Linked DNA regions of Mus musculus: region 2 is linked to region 1. A link is a loop called in an ENCODE intact Hi-C map of the cell type or tissue named here. Cell type or tissue: left cerebral cortex. All regions are shown on one strand.

Region 1 (8,000 bases):
GCAGCAGGAAAATCGGAGCGGCTCAGACCAAGGATTGTGCAACCCAGACCCAGGAAGCCCCAGTGCTGGAGGTGGGAGTGGGGACTTGGGCTCAGAGACAGAATCCACTTCAGAGGTGAGGCTAGACACACATAGATACCGCACGCTGGTTTCTACACTAGATTCCACAGCTAGTAAGAGTCACTTTCTGGTTCAAAATCCACCAAGAGGTGGAATGGGAAGCCCTGGCTCTGGCTGGGCTCCAGTGTCCAGCAGTCAGAGGCTGAGTGCCATTGCTGGTTCTCTGCGGCTGCTGTGGAGCACATGAGTGTGGAGGGGGAGGCCTTTGTCCAACAGTGCCCCACAGTAAAATGTGTAACTAGAGAAGTTCCCGAGGGAGCTAAAGGAGGCCAGCCCAGCCCAGCCGTGGCTAAGGAGCAGAGACTGGGGCAGGAGGAAGAAGGCAGAGCCACGAGAACTCTGATCAGAGGGCTACCCCAAACACACCAGAGAGGAATGGTGGGTTTTCCTTTTAATGCAAACTGTTACCATACAAAGTGATGTGGGGAAAGCCCCATTCTCCCCTACACTGGAGGGGGAAGGGAGGGAGGGCAGCTTTGTCTCTGAGTTCTCTCCCTTCGGTCATACTGAGGGCAAGAATGCTGTCGCCTGCTGTCTGGGGTTGACCCTCTCCAAAGGACAGGGCTCTGAGTTTGGAACTAAACTTTGTGGACATAAGGCAGGAGTGAAGATTTAGGGTGTTTGTTTGCTGTTCAGTTCTAAAATGCTACCCAGGATCTGGAGTTCTGCATAAAACAGAGGGGCTTGAGAATTTGGTTGTCCTTTAGAAATTAGGGTATATGAGCTACCACCACTGGCCTTCGTTTTGAAGGATGAACTGCAGGAGAGCTCACAGGAATATAAATGTCTGGGCATAAGAATCAAGAGCACAAGGCTAGCTGCTTAAACTTCCTCCTCCTTCTTCTTCATCTCCAATTTGTAGACAATCTGGTAGCCATCATCCCAGGCATACAGCTGGCGCTCACGGGGGTTATAGCGAAGGCTGGCATGGGCACCATATCGGCGTGGAAAATAGGAGAGTGCTGCCCTTTCAGGGGCGAGAGTACCACTGGCATCGAAGGAACACTGAATACGAGCCCTACTGGCAGGGCGGGTGTTATAGACAACGTACAGGGTCCCACAGATGACAAACGCAGCCTCTGCGTTCTCTCTGGGACATGGTGTGTCCCACTGCTGCTCTGTGTCAAGTGTCTGTGGGTCTAACTTGGCTAGACACAAATGCCTGTCATCATCTCGAGTGGCATAGACAGCCCACAGGCCCTCCTCATCAGCTGCCAGGTCGATATATGTATCTGCTGTCAGGCCGTAGGGGGGTATCAGGCTCTCTGCAGGGAACACTGAGCTATCCACCACTGTTCGGTTTGCCAAGTGAAATTTGATCAGCTGCAGAGTGTTCTCCAATTCACCACCCCCTCCAGGTCCTCCAGGAGGCCTTCGAGCATAATAAAGGAAGCCACCGTACACCAGCTGCCCCGTGCCTACCCAGGGGAAGGGCACCCGAATTCGGGAAGCTTTCCGGGCAGCCATGGCAAGGGTGAAGTCACGCAGCCTTGGGAAGACAAAAGCCGTGTCGTTCTGGGTGCCGTCTAACACGTAGATCTTCTCTGCTGGCCCCAGCGGATCCTTGGTCCATAGGCCAACTGAACCACCAAACCGCTTCAGGATCTTCATTGACCTCACCTGAGCGACTGTGTAGCTACAGTCTGGTGGGGAAGAGGAGAAAGCACAGGAGAAGGAAACAGAGGCCAAGAGTTAGATGTGTATAACAGGAACTTCCCCCAGAGTGGGCCACCTGGGGAACAGAGACACACTTTTCCGTGCATGTGTCCACTCACGGAGGGTTGAGAGATGGAGTACCGATAAAGGACAGGCCTCTAGAAACTCTCAATGAATGTGTCATTCTGAAAGATAGAGCTATGGTGGCTTGGGACAAGAAGAAAAGCAGGAAAGGGGAGTTCTGAAACTGTCTGGACCTCTGTGAGATCACTTACCCGTCACCATATCGTATTTCTCATTTCTTCGGCCCTTGCCTTTGGCTCCAGGACCTCCAGTCACCTTCTCATCCAGCTCTACACAGGGCAAAGCTGGGTTCTGTGTCTCCAGATAGTCTACCTCCCTTTCAAGACGGTCCACTCTTCCTGAGATGGAGTCTGCTTCAGTTCTGAGGGTCTCCCGCTCCTTCTCTGCCACCTCCAGGAGAGGCAACATCTTGTTTTTGAAGTCCCGAAGCTCGGCAGCATGCCGACTACTCTGATCCTGGCATTGGGCCAGCCGTTCCTGAAGGGATCGGGGAGTCAGGAAGGGTGGGTTGCAGGTTTATAGCTCCCAGACAAGCAGAGGCCCAGCCAGGGAGTCAGGGCCAGGAAAGGGACCAGCTCAGCCATGCTCCCACAGCAGAGGAGACTAGTCAGTGGTACCATCCCATCCGAGGAACCTGGCTTAATTTGCCTGAATAAGAGTCCTTCACCTTGCGTTCTCAGTGATCTGAGCCTCCAGGAAATTAGGATGCTACAGACTTCAAATTGTCCAAAAGGGAGTAGATGTGGGGTGCGGGGAAGAAACGGACAGGAAGTTGCAGGCAGATTGCCTGGGAAACTTGAACAGTATAGCAGCATAGATGCAGCCCGATTCTGACTCTCATTTCCCCTGCCCCCTTATTCCATCTAATCTGAGGGAGCCGTGTTGCGTTTATTTGCTGGGCAATTGTCTTATGTTGGGGAAATAAAAGTCTGTAGTTAAGAGGCTACTCGTCATTAAGGACTTCTTACACAACCCGATCTTGTCACTCCCAGAGCCCTGACAGCTAGTTGCACCTATAGATGTGGACTCATCCTGGGTGAGAAGAGAAACAAGTCCCTCACCTCTAAGGCAGCTAGTCGGCGTTCCATGTACTCCACAAGGTGGTGCTGCTGTCCCTGAAGGGGTCCCGTCCATGACAAAAAGAAGAGGAGCAGCAGAGGAGCACTGGGCCCCATGGCAGCCTTAAGTGGGGCCAGAGGAGTGTGTGCATTCGGCCTCTTTCCCTCCAGCCCGTTAGCTCTGGGGGCGGGGCGGGGGCGGGGCCTCCTCCTTCCCATCTCTGGTGTCTCTCACTACTCTGGAATGCTTTCAGTCTCTTTACAACCCCCACCCCCTCCTTCCCGCCTGGCCTGATCAAACACAGATGGCCCCTTTGCACAGTCGCCAGAAGCCTTAACTACCAGCAACTTAGACTTGTGAGCTCCTCCGGAAAGGGGAGAGATGGCAATCTGGAGGCAGAGGCCTTCTGAAAAATGAGCAAGTTGCAGGAAGCCGAGACCCCCGGAAAACTCAGCAAACTCCATTCGTTTTAGGAGAGGGCTTCCAGTGCTGACTCGGTAAGAACCCAGCACCCTTCATTAACCTATCCCTTCTCCAGAAATAACAGAATGGATTTTCTGCCTTGTTCAGTGAAGCCAGAAACACAGGAGATGAGGTTTGAGGGGATGGGGGTTGGGGCAAAGGGAAGTCAACTTTCTATAGCTCATTGGCGCCACCTTGTGCTGAGCATTCTGGGGCCATCTCCCATGGCAAAGAAATCAGGCGAGGACTTCACCGTGTGGAGAATCTCAACCTAAGCAAGCCAAATCACAGGGCTCCCTATGGAGTACCAAATCTCTGATTTAGCCCAAGGAAAGGAATAGAAACAAAACTGGAGGTTGTTGAGAAATGGGAGGTGGGGTTTTTTGTTTTTGTTTTAAGCTAGCTGACTTAAATATCCTTGACATGACTTTCCAGGTATTTCCCAAATAGGAGGGTGCAGCAAGGACATGCTAGTTTACATTCATGGATTTAGGGGAGAAACCTGAAAAAAAAAATATGTACAACATAGTCTAAAGGAAAACAAATATATTCTGACCTTCCTATCACTGGGAGAGAACAGACTATTGATCGCCTTTCTTGGTTATGGTTCAGTAGGGCATTTGTAAGTATCTCTCATTTCTTTAAAATTAAGTAAAAAAAAATTTGGTTTTTCAGTTACATATGCTTTTATGTGTCTGTATACAGGTATCTGCATGGGATACAGGTATCCGTGGGGACCAGACGAGGACGTCAGATCTTCCAGAGCTGAATTTTAGGAGATTGTGCGCTGCCTATTGTTCCTGAGCACTGAGCCCCTCTCCTCTGAAAGAACAGTACACTCAACTACTAAGCCTTCTCTCCAGCCCATGTTCCTCCTTTCTATCCAGCTAAAGCTACAGGGGAGCTAGGCAGGAACATACATCAGAAGAAGTCAAATATGCAGCATTTACAAAGGGGCCTGCAGTGATTAATCTAGACAAATTCCAGTTTCTTTTCAGGAGAAAATTTTGTTCACTTTGGAATCAAGAGAAATTGGATCAGAGGTTCTTCTTGTTTTTAAGAGTTCATTATGTGTCTGTGTGGGTATGCACCCTGCAGCTGGAGTTAGAAATCACTTGTGAGGGGTCTGACTGGGTGCTGGGAATGGAACCCAGACCCTCCATAAGAGCAGCAGGTGCATTACCGCAGAGCTGTCCCTAAAGAGGTGACAGCTCTAACAGGGCCTAAGGAGACAGACAAAAATATCTTTCCCTAAGTTTCATTTTCACTGTGCTGATTTGAATGTTTGGTGTCATGTGCTAGGAAATGATGTTAATTAGTTTATCTCAAAAGCCATCTGCCTTTTCAAGGGGTCAGAGTCAGGGAAATACTTCCTACAAAATTATATTCATTTCCAGTATGGAAATGTGTACAAAGATGTTCTAATGTAGCAGTGTTCTTTCTACTCATGTTCAAACAGAATGCTTAGGCACTTCAAAGAGGCCACATGTCAGTCCCCTCCATGTCCTAACACAGAATTGAAACCAGCCACAGTCAGAAAATTTACCCATTTTATTGATGCATTGCAACTGCTCTACTTTTTTACCATATTATGTAGAAAATACTGAAAATACAAGCTACTTTGTAAAACCAAAGACAACAACGAATCCAAAGATAAACTATGTTTTACACAATGGACCCTTTTCCCATAGTTAGTATTAAATTTTAAATAGCTATTTCTTTTGTTAAAATGATTTTACATACTCCCTAAGTACACCTGCATTACAAACATAGATCAGTAATTCTCAGAACTACCTGTTTCTAGAAGCTTGTTGTAAAGGAAGCACACAACCAGAAAAGGGAGAAAGAAAAAAAGTTTAACCACACACAGGAACTAGCATATCAAATACATTTAATAAAGTAGGAATTCCATTGCAATATCAAGGATTCAAAGCAGAAATACTAACATTACATATAATGTACATATAATGTACTGCTACATATAGTGAGATTATTTTTCAAGCTGAATTGAATTGAAACCACACATTATATAAAGTTTAGCAACAAACAACCATGGAAACGTGGAGACATGCTGCACCATCCATCAGTTAAAAAAAAACACAAAGCAGGCTTGGCCATTCCTGTCACCGAGAGGCAATTTCATCTCCTATCCTAAAACAAACCATCTCAACTAGTAAATTCCTGCATACTAATGCAGAATAGGACAGCCAGTACTGTGCTGGCCTGGCTAAGCCCCTCTAGCGGATGATGACGGATGAGCAACCACAAAAGCAGGCTCTCAATGGCCGGAACTGTTTGAAATGGGGTTCTTCTTCCTGGGGTTAACAGGGTAACCACCTCCTAGTTGCAACTGGGGACTCTGGAGTGACTAAGTGTCCTGGTGTGTGCCTATGCAACCCTTCCAGTTCCTCTCTCACCTGGGAAGGGAGAAACTGGAAATGCACGTTCTAAGAGAAGGTTTAAAGCCTTAAGCTGTTCCAAGGTCAGGCAATGCTGACCTAGGTCAGCGCTATGTTCGTAGGGCTCTCCTCCATGCCATCAGGGCAAGCAGTCAATGTTAAGCCCCAGGCCAGAATGAATGTAAAACTATGTCTGGCGCATACACATTCAGCAGACACAGATGGGTTATCTAGGAAAATCTGAAATGTCAGTTTGCAGAGTGACAACCTCAAAGTCTGTAAAGTCACACTGCTAGCCAGATGTCTCAGGTAACGATGCAAACTCCTAGGCATCCTCTTTTCCCATAAATTTAAGACTCCCATCTTCAATAACTGCTTATTGGATTAGGGAGGTGAGGAGGTGGGGACAGGGTTGGTTTGTTTTTTCCCTGCATCTCATTCCTATAAAAACAATAAATCTTGTCCCTTATAGAGAAAAGGTTAAAAAAAAAAATGTTTGCCTAGAAACTAGAACTGTATTTAAATAGGAAAAACCCAGAATGCTTGGGGGAAAGGAAACACAAAGATCACACACAGAATGACATAAACGGTATAACACTAGTGACAAACTACACAATGATGCGTGGTTATCTCAACCAACAGACTGCTGAACGCACAGCTTAATATAATGATTAAAGAAAAGACAACACACACCACGTTGCCGGCAGGCTAAACTGACTACCTGCCCTGCCCTGGAAACTCTTCCTCCCCATGATGAAGAAACTCCAAGTTCGTTGACAGCCCCTCGGTGTTCCACCTGGTTCAGAGCTTTCCTGACCGGGTTCCATGAAATCTCCCATCTCCATCCTGCACCTCCCTGACACCACCTACACAGAACCAATCCTAGAATTACCACTCTGATATAATTTAATTCAGGTGGACCACATCTGTAGCTTAGGGTTAACCTTCTCCCCACAAATCCCTCACGGGCAAGAATGTCCCCACCCCTAGTACCTTCAACTTGACCCAAATCCATGGAGGGGTTGAATACTAGGACAATTTTACAGTGTGAAGGGCCCCAAGAACAACATGTTGTCCCAAAGAAACCTCAGGAATTGTTCAGATTCAAGAGGTTTTGCTTTCTTTTTCATATTCGTCACTAATTAAGAAACCTTTCTGTGAGCTTCTTGTCACCAGTAGTTCTACAAAACCCTTCTCGTAGTATGGGGACATATTAAGCAATACAACAGGCTCTTTGGTATAAACACATCTGTTACATGCTTTAAAAAAAAAACAAAAAACAAACAAAAAAAAAAAGCCAAGCAAAGTTTACCAGGAACGACAGCTATGCAGAAAGGACTATCATATCACATGGAGGAGAGAAAAGGAATCCCATCCTAAGTGATGCACAAACCTTCAAATATGCATATTTAGCACTGGCGTCACTCTTCTCGCCTGCTTCCTGAACTCTCACAGAAGCCAGGTAGCAAGGCACAGTGAGAGAGCCACGTTAGGGAATGCTTCTGTGAGAACTGAGCTGAAGATCCAAAATGGAACGGGACAGAGGTGGCAGTTAAGGAGGAAAGCTGCGGCTTTGACTTGTCACTGTCGGTAGGGAGACTGAGAACACGAACGCATTTACACAACACAGCTACTCAACCTGCTCTGTTAAATCCCAGCGAACAGCTTGGGGTCACTGGGGCTTGCTGGTCATCCTAAGGCAAGCTCACTGTAAACTCTATTAACCACTACATTATCATATAAGGCACTACAATAAGGGGAGAGAGGAGAGGGGGAAGGAAAAGACACACACTGAACAACTCCTCACCAGACACACCTGTGCAAAACAATCCCAAGGTCTCCTCTCTGCAGGCAATGCCCCTGCTCTCTCAGCACTACAGTAATATGCTCTAATAGAATTGCAATTAGTTCACATACATTCCAACAAGTATCAGTTCATTTTGGTTTAAATACAATGGAGACATAATCCATCTCCGGGGTAACACTGGAGGATCAGATACACACTAAATACACAATTCAAGTGTAATCACTACACATTTGATTACAAATAACATTTTGGGTTAGAGGAAAAATTGTTATATTTCTTCTAATCAATATGTACATATTTAATTATGCAAAATATTAAAACACCACCATTACAAAACTTCTAAAATATTTTTAAATTCAGTAATAAACTTTTAAAATATTTTCTGCAATTCCTACATGCACTTATTACATAAG
Region 2 (8,000 bases), 300 kb before region 1:
CACCCTTCAGATTCTTGACGCCACTGGCTGGGACGTCCCTTCCCAGTACAGAGCTCCCTTCCCTGACCTCTGACCCTGCTGTCTACCTTCACCTTGCTAGGGGCTCCCTTTCTTATGGCCAAGCCACAGGGTCTGCTCTTCCTCTCCCACTCTCTCCAGGCCTCAGGAGATGGGAAGAGATCTGGATCTTTCCTCCTTAGCCCAGTGAGCAGGGACTGTCCAGGCAGGTGTGTCTAAGCCTTGGCCTTTGGGCTGCATGTGACGGTGCTGGTTGTTTTTTTGTCGAATTGAAACAAACCTAGACATATCTGTGAAGAGGTAACCTCGGCTGAGAAAGTGCCTCCGTCAGATTGCATGTATGTGAGTCTGCAGGACATTTTCTTGATTAACGATTACATGAGACGTCACAGCTTATTGTAGGCAGTATAGCTCTGGGCAGGTGGTCCTCAGTGTATGAGAAAGCAGGCTGAGCAAGCCACAGAGAGCAAGACAGTACGTAGCACCCCTCCAGAGCCTCTGTTTTGGTGCCTGCCTCCAGGTCCCTGCCTTGGGTTCCTGCTCTGACTTCCCTTCATGCTGGGAACCGGAAGCTGAAATAAACTCTTTTGTCCTCAAGTTGCTTTTGGTCATGGTGTTTGGTCACAGGGACAGAGGCAAAGTTAAGACAATAATCTATACTATACAGTTAGCATGATGCAGAGTAAGCTGCACTGTGCCCCTCAGCTCGTGGGAGCTCCTCTTAGTACTGCGTGATTCGCTCAGTTCCAGTCCCCAGCTGAGCAACGGGAGAGCACTCTATGGTGAAAGTAAGCTTGAACTTTGATCACACCTATTTAGAGGTGTGGCACCTATCCCCCAGAAAATGACAGAATCCCAGACTCCACCTAAATATGGCTCACACAGATGAGTTTTCAGAGCAAGCACTGCTCTGTCACTGTCGCCCTGGTCTCAGACAAGTCACTTAGACCCCATAGATGTCTCTTGAGCAATGACTACCTACACAGGGATGCTGAGCTGTAAGGACACAATGTGTGCATGCATCCAGGATAGTATCTGGCACTTAAGGGCTCACAATAGACTGTCCCTCTTCTTTTTGCTTAATAACCATTAAAAATAGTCTTCGATAAAAGGGTAAACATTAATTGAACCACTCCCGTGTGCCATGTGTTGGGTAGACATTTTAAAATTTCATGTTGTCTCCCAAATACTTTATTATGATGTCAAGTAATTGTGTGTGTGTGTGTGTGTGTGTATTGAAACAGGGTCTTATTATGTAGTCCAGGTGGCTCAGGACTCAATACATAGCTTAGGCCTTCAACTGCCTCCAAACCTGCTGTAGCCTCCAGAGTGCTTGGATGACTATGTGTCAAGATTCCTAGTTTTAAAAGATATATTAATACTAATTTGAGGAGACAAGAGATTTGAAGTAAGAGAATTTAGACTGCTCCTGGCCTCTGGACTGACTGGTACACTCTGTCTCTAAAACACGATACCTGGTATTTTCTACCCCTGCTCCAAATTCCATATTGGTCATTAAACCTGACAGCATGAGGAAGTGGCTACTTAGTACTGATACATAAGCTCGGAGGATACTGTGCCCCCAGCTCTGGCTTGGTGAGGAGATTGTAAGCTTCCCTTCCCCCAGCCCCAGCCAAGATGTCTCCATCACTGCTGCTTCGGGCTTGCTCTCCTCATCCTGATGTAGTGATGTCCTGGTCGATGTGATTCTCTGAGGGCAAGGTCAGGGCATGGAACCTTGCTGTTGGGGCTTGAGGCAGCAGTTCTCAGGGTTTCACTGACGGGAGGTCGCTTGGCAATCCTAGCAGTTTTCAGCAGAAGAGACACATAAACCTACATGATGAGTGCTGGCTGTTATGTTTGACCGCTATTTGAAATCGATACTCCTGCACTGGCTGGGTCAGTTACAGCCAGCTGTAATTTATGTCACAGAGGAGCCCCTGGGAGGTACAGGGAAGGAGATAGCCTGGGACTACACAGGTCATTGCTTACTTGACACTGTTGTAGGATAGATTCCCCAGAATATGCCTTTTTCCTTCTGACTTTAAAACAGTGCGTGCCAAGTATTATTATTATCTATGAAAGATTTATAGGAGAAAATGAAAATCCTGCCCTTCATCCGAAAGCCTGCCTGATGGGTTTCTGTAAACCCTTCCGGCTTTGTGTGTGCATGTGTGTCCTGACCCACATTCACAAATGTTTTGAAAATGAAGCTGTACTTTGTGGGTTTATTTTTTTAAGATTTATTTATTGTTATATGTAAGCACGCTGTAGCTGTCTTCACACAAACCATAAGAGGGTGTCAGATCTCGTTATAGATGGTTGTGAGTCACCATGTGGTTGCTGGGATTTGAACTCAGGACCTTCAGAAGAGCAGTCAAAAAAAAAAAAAAAAAAGAGCAGTCAGTGCTTGTCTTAGTCAGGGTTTCTATTCCTGTACAAACATCATGACCAAAAAGCAAGTTGGGGAGGGAAGGGTTTATTCAGCTTACATTTCCACACTGCTGTTATCACCAAAGAAAGTCAGGACTGGAACTCAAACAGGTCAGGAAGCAGGAGCTGATGCAGAGACCATGGAGGGGTGTTTCTTACTGGCTTGCTTCCCCTGGCTTGCTCAGCCTGCTCTCTTAATAGAACCAAGACTACCAGCCCAGGGATGGCATCACCCACAAGGGGACCTCCCCCCTTGATCACTAATTGAGAAAATGCCTTACAGCTGGATCTCATGGAGGCATTTCCTCAACTGAAGCTCCTTTCTCTGTGATAACTCCAGCTTGTGTCAAGTTGACACAAAACTAGCCAGTACAGTGCTCTTAACTGCTGAGCCATCTCTCCAGCCCTACTTTGTGGTTTTTAAGAAAGTATTTATTTGTTTATTCATTTATTTATATGAGTGCTCTATTTGTATGTGTGCTTGCATGAGAGAAGAAGGCATCAGATCTCATTACAGATGGTTGTGAGCCACCATGTGGTGCTGGGAATTGAACTCAGGACCTTTGGAAGAGCAAGCAGTCAGTGGTCTTAACCACTGAGCCATTTCTCCAGCTCCCTGCTTTGTGGTTTTTAATTGATTACTTCTAATGTGTCATGATTATCTTTTCAAAAGAATAGATGCTGAGAGTTAGACAAATGGTTCACGCCTGTAATCCCAGTGCAGGACTGAGAGGCAGGGGAGTTCCGGGTTCACAGCCATCGTGGGCTACCCAGCAAGATTGCAGAAAAAACCAAAACTAACAACACATACATGAGAAAATGAATATACAAAAAATATAAATTGGGGCCGTTATTTTTAGTGGTTTATGGTATTCCACTATAGAGATGTCATTAGAGGCGATGTATTGAATATAGCTATTTTGCCACCACACTTACTTTGGGAACAGGAATCTCTCTGGTAGTCACTCAGTACTCAGTGTGGCATCACTGTGCTGTTCAGCTGACATCACCATAGAAGTCTGTTGACTTCCATGCTGGGCTGTGACCTGTACCTGCCATTGGAAAGAGAGCATGAGGCTGCATAGACAGAGTGGCGGAGTAAGGGGCACCGCGTGACGTTAGCACGAACTGCGCATGCCCGAGTAGGCTCGCTTTCCTCTGAGAATATAAACTGAGTGGAGAAGCGTGCTGAGCTGTCTTCCGGCCCTCTGTGGCTCTTTCTAGCAGTCCCCAGGTTCCAACACTTACCAAACTCTGCCCACAGGGGGCACTCCAGCCCTCACTTGAGCCCTAGGCCTAAGAGAACCTTCCGCTCTTGCATAATGACTTAGTTTAATATCCATCTTCCTGAAGGTCAATGCATTTCATCTGCCATTTAAAATAAAAATAAAAATAAATCCTTGTTATACAAATGCAGGTAGCTCTAAAAGTAAGAAGCGGGGCAGCAAAAACCAGGTCTTCTAGTCTTATGATTGAAAGCCTGTACTGACAACACTTGTTTGGGTCCTGAATGGTTTACACACTATTCTCAATACTCCAAACAAACAATAGGGGTACAATAGTTTCCAGTGGGCAGATAGGGATTCTGAGACTGGCAGAGGTTAAATTACTTGCCTGAAATGTGGTCTTGCCAGGGGTCAGGGCACGGGTGATTAACAAAGGGCCTTGTGTACTGCGTTCTGTGGCTACTTTACCTATCTTCATCACCATCACCACCACCACCACCACCACCACCACCACCATCATCATTTAATCATATTATAACCAGAGATGAAGTAATCCTGGCAGAAGTGGTGCTGACTGTGTTTGTGTGTGTGTGTGTGTGCGTGTGTGTGTGTGTGTGTGTGTGTGTGTAAAACTGATTTTTGAAGAGTTGGTGGCCTGGGGACACAGCCCAGCAGAAGAGTACCTGTCTGGGATGTGGGTTTCTGAGTTCAGTCCTCAGTACTGAAAAGTCCAGATAGTGGATTTATTTTTTATTCTTGATTTAATTTTGGTAGATTTATTTTTCAAGATTTATATTTCATGTAGGTTAGCACTCTTGTGGGCATACAATTCATAATGTTTGGTGATTCTTTTTAAAAAATTAATATTATTTTAGGGGCAATCTCTAATGTAGCCCTCCACTACCACACACCATGCAGTTGAGGTTTCCTTATTCTGGGAACTGTCGGGGGTCTGGACAGCTCAGGTGTGATGGTTAGGCCTCACCGTGGGAAAACCATTTTACTGTGCATTGTATCCGTATTTGGAGTTTTGTCTAACTGTCTTTCTGTTATGGATTTATTGACTGAGTGTGTACAAAAGCTGTATGTGTGTATGCTCAGCCGCATGGGCACGTCTTCCTATTTTGAAACTGGGTCTAGTACTGCACCTGGAGCTTGCTGTGTTTCACAAGTGGGACCCCACTTGTCTCTGCTCCCCAGTGCTAGGTACAGCTGTGTGTCACCACACCCAGCTTTCCCCTGGACACCGGGGAACCTAGTCAGTCTTGTTCAGCAGATGCCCTACCCACTGAGCTATCTCTCTATTTTCATGTTACTGAGTTTTAACTTAACTTCCCTGTGGTCTGAGGACACACTCTGTACCCTTAGATTTGCTAAGTCATGTATTATTATTATTATTATTATTATTATTATTATGTAGATATGTAAGTTATGCATGTTAAGTTATGCTCATAATGTGGTCCATTTCAGCAAACGTTGCAGAAGCATGTGAGATGCTCATGGACCTGGTCAGGAGACCTAGAGCTGCCCGTTCACGTTGGCTAACACAGTATCAGTGAGCTCAGCTGTGCCCTTTCTCACTCTCTGCCTTGCTTGATCTGCTCATTTCTGAAGAGAAGGTGCTGAAATCTCTACTCATCCAGCTGGGTGGGTCTATTTCTTCTTGCAGTCTACCAGATTTTTGCCTCATGTTAGTTCACCCTCAGGTTGGGCACATTTGCATTAAATCCTATCTAACGTAATCGTTTCTTTTGAAACATATACATCTTTATCCATAAATTATCCTTTTGTTGTTATTTATTTATTTGCAGTGCTGGCATTGATCTAGGGCCTTGTAGCGCTGGGCAAACACTCGTAACAGGAGCTATATCTTTAGCCTTTATTGTTTCCAGAGAGGGTTTTGCTATGAATCTGAGACTGGTCTTAAACTCTGAATTCTCTCCTATGCCTGCTTGCTGAGTTTTGGGACCACAGGTCATGGGTCATCTTGTGAGGCTTTCTCTGGCACTTGTGTCATTGTGTACATACGTAAGTATACATATAAATATATGCATGTGTGTGTATATATATATATATTCAATATACATAAGCAATGCATATATATGCAATTGAGTATATTAATATTGAATTTAATATTGAATGTTGAAATAGCAATTGAATGCAATGCTGCTCTTAATATTTTGAACAAACTTCAATTTTAAGACAATTCAGAATGAGAACAATGACTTTGCTTTGCGTCTATTTATCCTGTCCTCAAGGCTCATGTAGATCTGAGTTTCTTCTCTGTATATTTTCTTCTCTCTGAAGAACTCTTAGCGTGTTTAGTGCAAGGCAGATCTGACAACACATTCCCCATGTTTCTGTTTGCCTGAGAAATTAGTTCTAAAGAGAATTAAGTTTCACAGGGTAGAGAGCAGTAGATTGGTGGTGTCTGTCTTTTCTCAATGCATTAAGCCCGTCATCATGTCGTCCTTTTGTTTATAGAGTTTCTGGAGACTTGGATGTCTCCTGGCTTTGATCCTGAGTGCACGCCATTTCCCCCTCTCCTTTCAACATTTTCCTCTCCATCTTTGATTTTCTGTTGTCTGAAAATGATAAGCCCGGGTATAGTGTTCGCTTGCTTACTTCTTGGTTTTGCATTTCTCCTGCTTGATGTTCTCTGAGTTTCCCAGAACTGGAGTTTGCTTTCTGACAATAATTTGGGGGAAAGTCTGAGCCACTCTTGCTTCAGACATTTTCCCTCCTCTCTGCTGTTCTTGGCTTTCTGGTCTTCCCTCTTGCAGATGCCCTTCCCTTTCTGGTCACTGCGCTCTTTGTTCTCTCTGTTTCGGGTTGGCTTCTGCTGAGATTCTCTCAGGCTTGAGGACAATGTTCCTCCCTGTGTCCAGTCCACTGAAGGGCTGACCATCAAGGACATTCTGCACTGCTGCTGCAGTGTTCCTGGTCTCTGGCTTTTCATGCTGGCTGTCACCTTACCCTTTAGACCGGAGCCTTAGAATCTTAGTCATTTAATGATCCCTGTTTGATGATTCCAAAACCCCTGTCATGTTTGGTATTGAGGCTTACTGGCTTTCTTCAAATTATGTTCTTTTAAAAACATCTTTGAGACAAGGTCTCATGTAGCCTAGGCTTGGGTTCCATCCTCAGTAACACCACTCTCTTCCTAGTCAATCTCACAGCCCTTCGGGGTAGCACTCTGTCTTTTAGAGTCCTGAGGTGTCTCTTGTGCATCTTGTTCTTGACCTTCAGTTCGATAGGAAGGCTAAAGAGCTGGAGTTGAGTATTTCTAGTCCCTCAAGCCTGTTGGTTTTTGATGAAACTCCAGCCAGTTGGATTTTGGTTAACTAGTTTCTCCTGAGATTAGACCACATTAAGAGAGCACTTTGGAATGTTTCCAAATGAGTTTCCTTCCCCTTTCAATTGTCAGAAACACACAGAGAATTTTCTTGGTGTTGATGGTGAGAACTGGGTTGAGTTCACAAAAGCACAGGTCCCCTATGCCCACGTTCCCTGGAGTCTTTCATTCCAAGTGGCTACTGAGCTTCCAGGAATCTGTCAAATACAGGTCAGGTTTCGGTGACCTGGATCGGCTGCTGCAGGGGTCTGGCGCTCAACACTGTTTGCTTCTTTGTGTTAGATCCACCTGCCTCTCTTACTTTAGAGGAATAGTTTGCAGTGACCTCATTTCCTTGTGAGTATAAAAAGGGCAGCTGATTGTTCAGTTTGTTCTCTCTCTGTCTCTCTGTCTCTGTCTGTCTCTATCTCTCTGTGTCTGTCTGTCTGTGTGTGTTTGATGTCAGGTGTTTTCCTTAGTTATTCTTCACTTTATTCTGCAGACATGGTCTCTCACCAATTCCACTGGGCTGGCCGGCCAGCAAGCTCTAGGACTCACAAGTCTTTGTCTCCTCAGCACTGGGAATAAAGCTGCTGGCCACTAAGCCTGCCTTTTTATATGAGTGCTGGGACTCTGGTTTCAAGTCTTCATGCTTATATAGCACACCTTTGCCTTAGCAATGGAGTCACTTCAGCCCTCCGTTTGCTTGCTCGCTGCCAGGACGGCTTCTTACATGTGGACCAGCGGGGCAGCTCTAAAGCATCATTTCTTCCAGATTTAACACTCAGCCCTTCCCCTCCTCACGTACTTCTCCATGGTTTCCTCTCAACAAATAATCTGCCATTCAGGTCTACAGGTTGGAGTAAAGACCTGTGGGACCTTTCTAACCATTTCCAGCCCTAGGCACTCTGAGCTGACAGAATGTGATGGCGGCAGACCGTCCCCCCTGGCAGCGTCCAGCTGCTCACTGAGCCAGGTTTTATGACTTG

Evidence for each region. A loop is a pair of places that touch in the nucleus more often than their neighbours do. Peaks named below come from ENCODE experiments on the same cell type or tissue, not always from the same donor. Only the 100,000 strongest peaks of a DNase experiment are listed, where the experiment ranks them.
Region 2: it touches region 1 in a loop (7-fold over the local background); 28 of 42 quality-filtered maps call a loop at or near these places.

Annotation. Positions count from the first base shown.
Region 1 is chr3:103,734,901-103,742,900 of GRCm38, forward strand. It overlaps Olfml3 (olfactomedin-like 3), which reads right to left and starts at 3,101. Exons shown (of 3, transcript NM_133859.2): 1 at 2,922-3,101; 2 at 2,052-2,337; 3 at 494-1,763. The coding sequence starts at 3,035. The coding sequence ends at 943. Hipk1 (homeodomain interacting protein kinase 1) reads right to left here. Exons shown (of 16, transcript NM_010432.2): 16 at 4,915-8,000. In left cerebral cortex, CTCF peaks have their summits at 2,962 (motif pointing right) and 3,584 (motif pointing left); DNase peaks (open chromatin) are centred at 136, 2,351, 3,010, 3,270 and 1 more place; H3K4me3 peaks cover 1,451 bases; H3K27ac peaks cover 3,105 bases.
Region 2 is chr3:103,435,483-103,443,482 of GRCm38, forward strand. No RefSeq gene overlaps it. Among named protein-coding and RNA genes, the nearest start is that of Gm25199, 6.3 kb to the right of the region's middle. In left cerebral cortex, a CTCF peak has its summit at 3,720; a DNase peak (open chromatin) is centred at 3,707.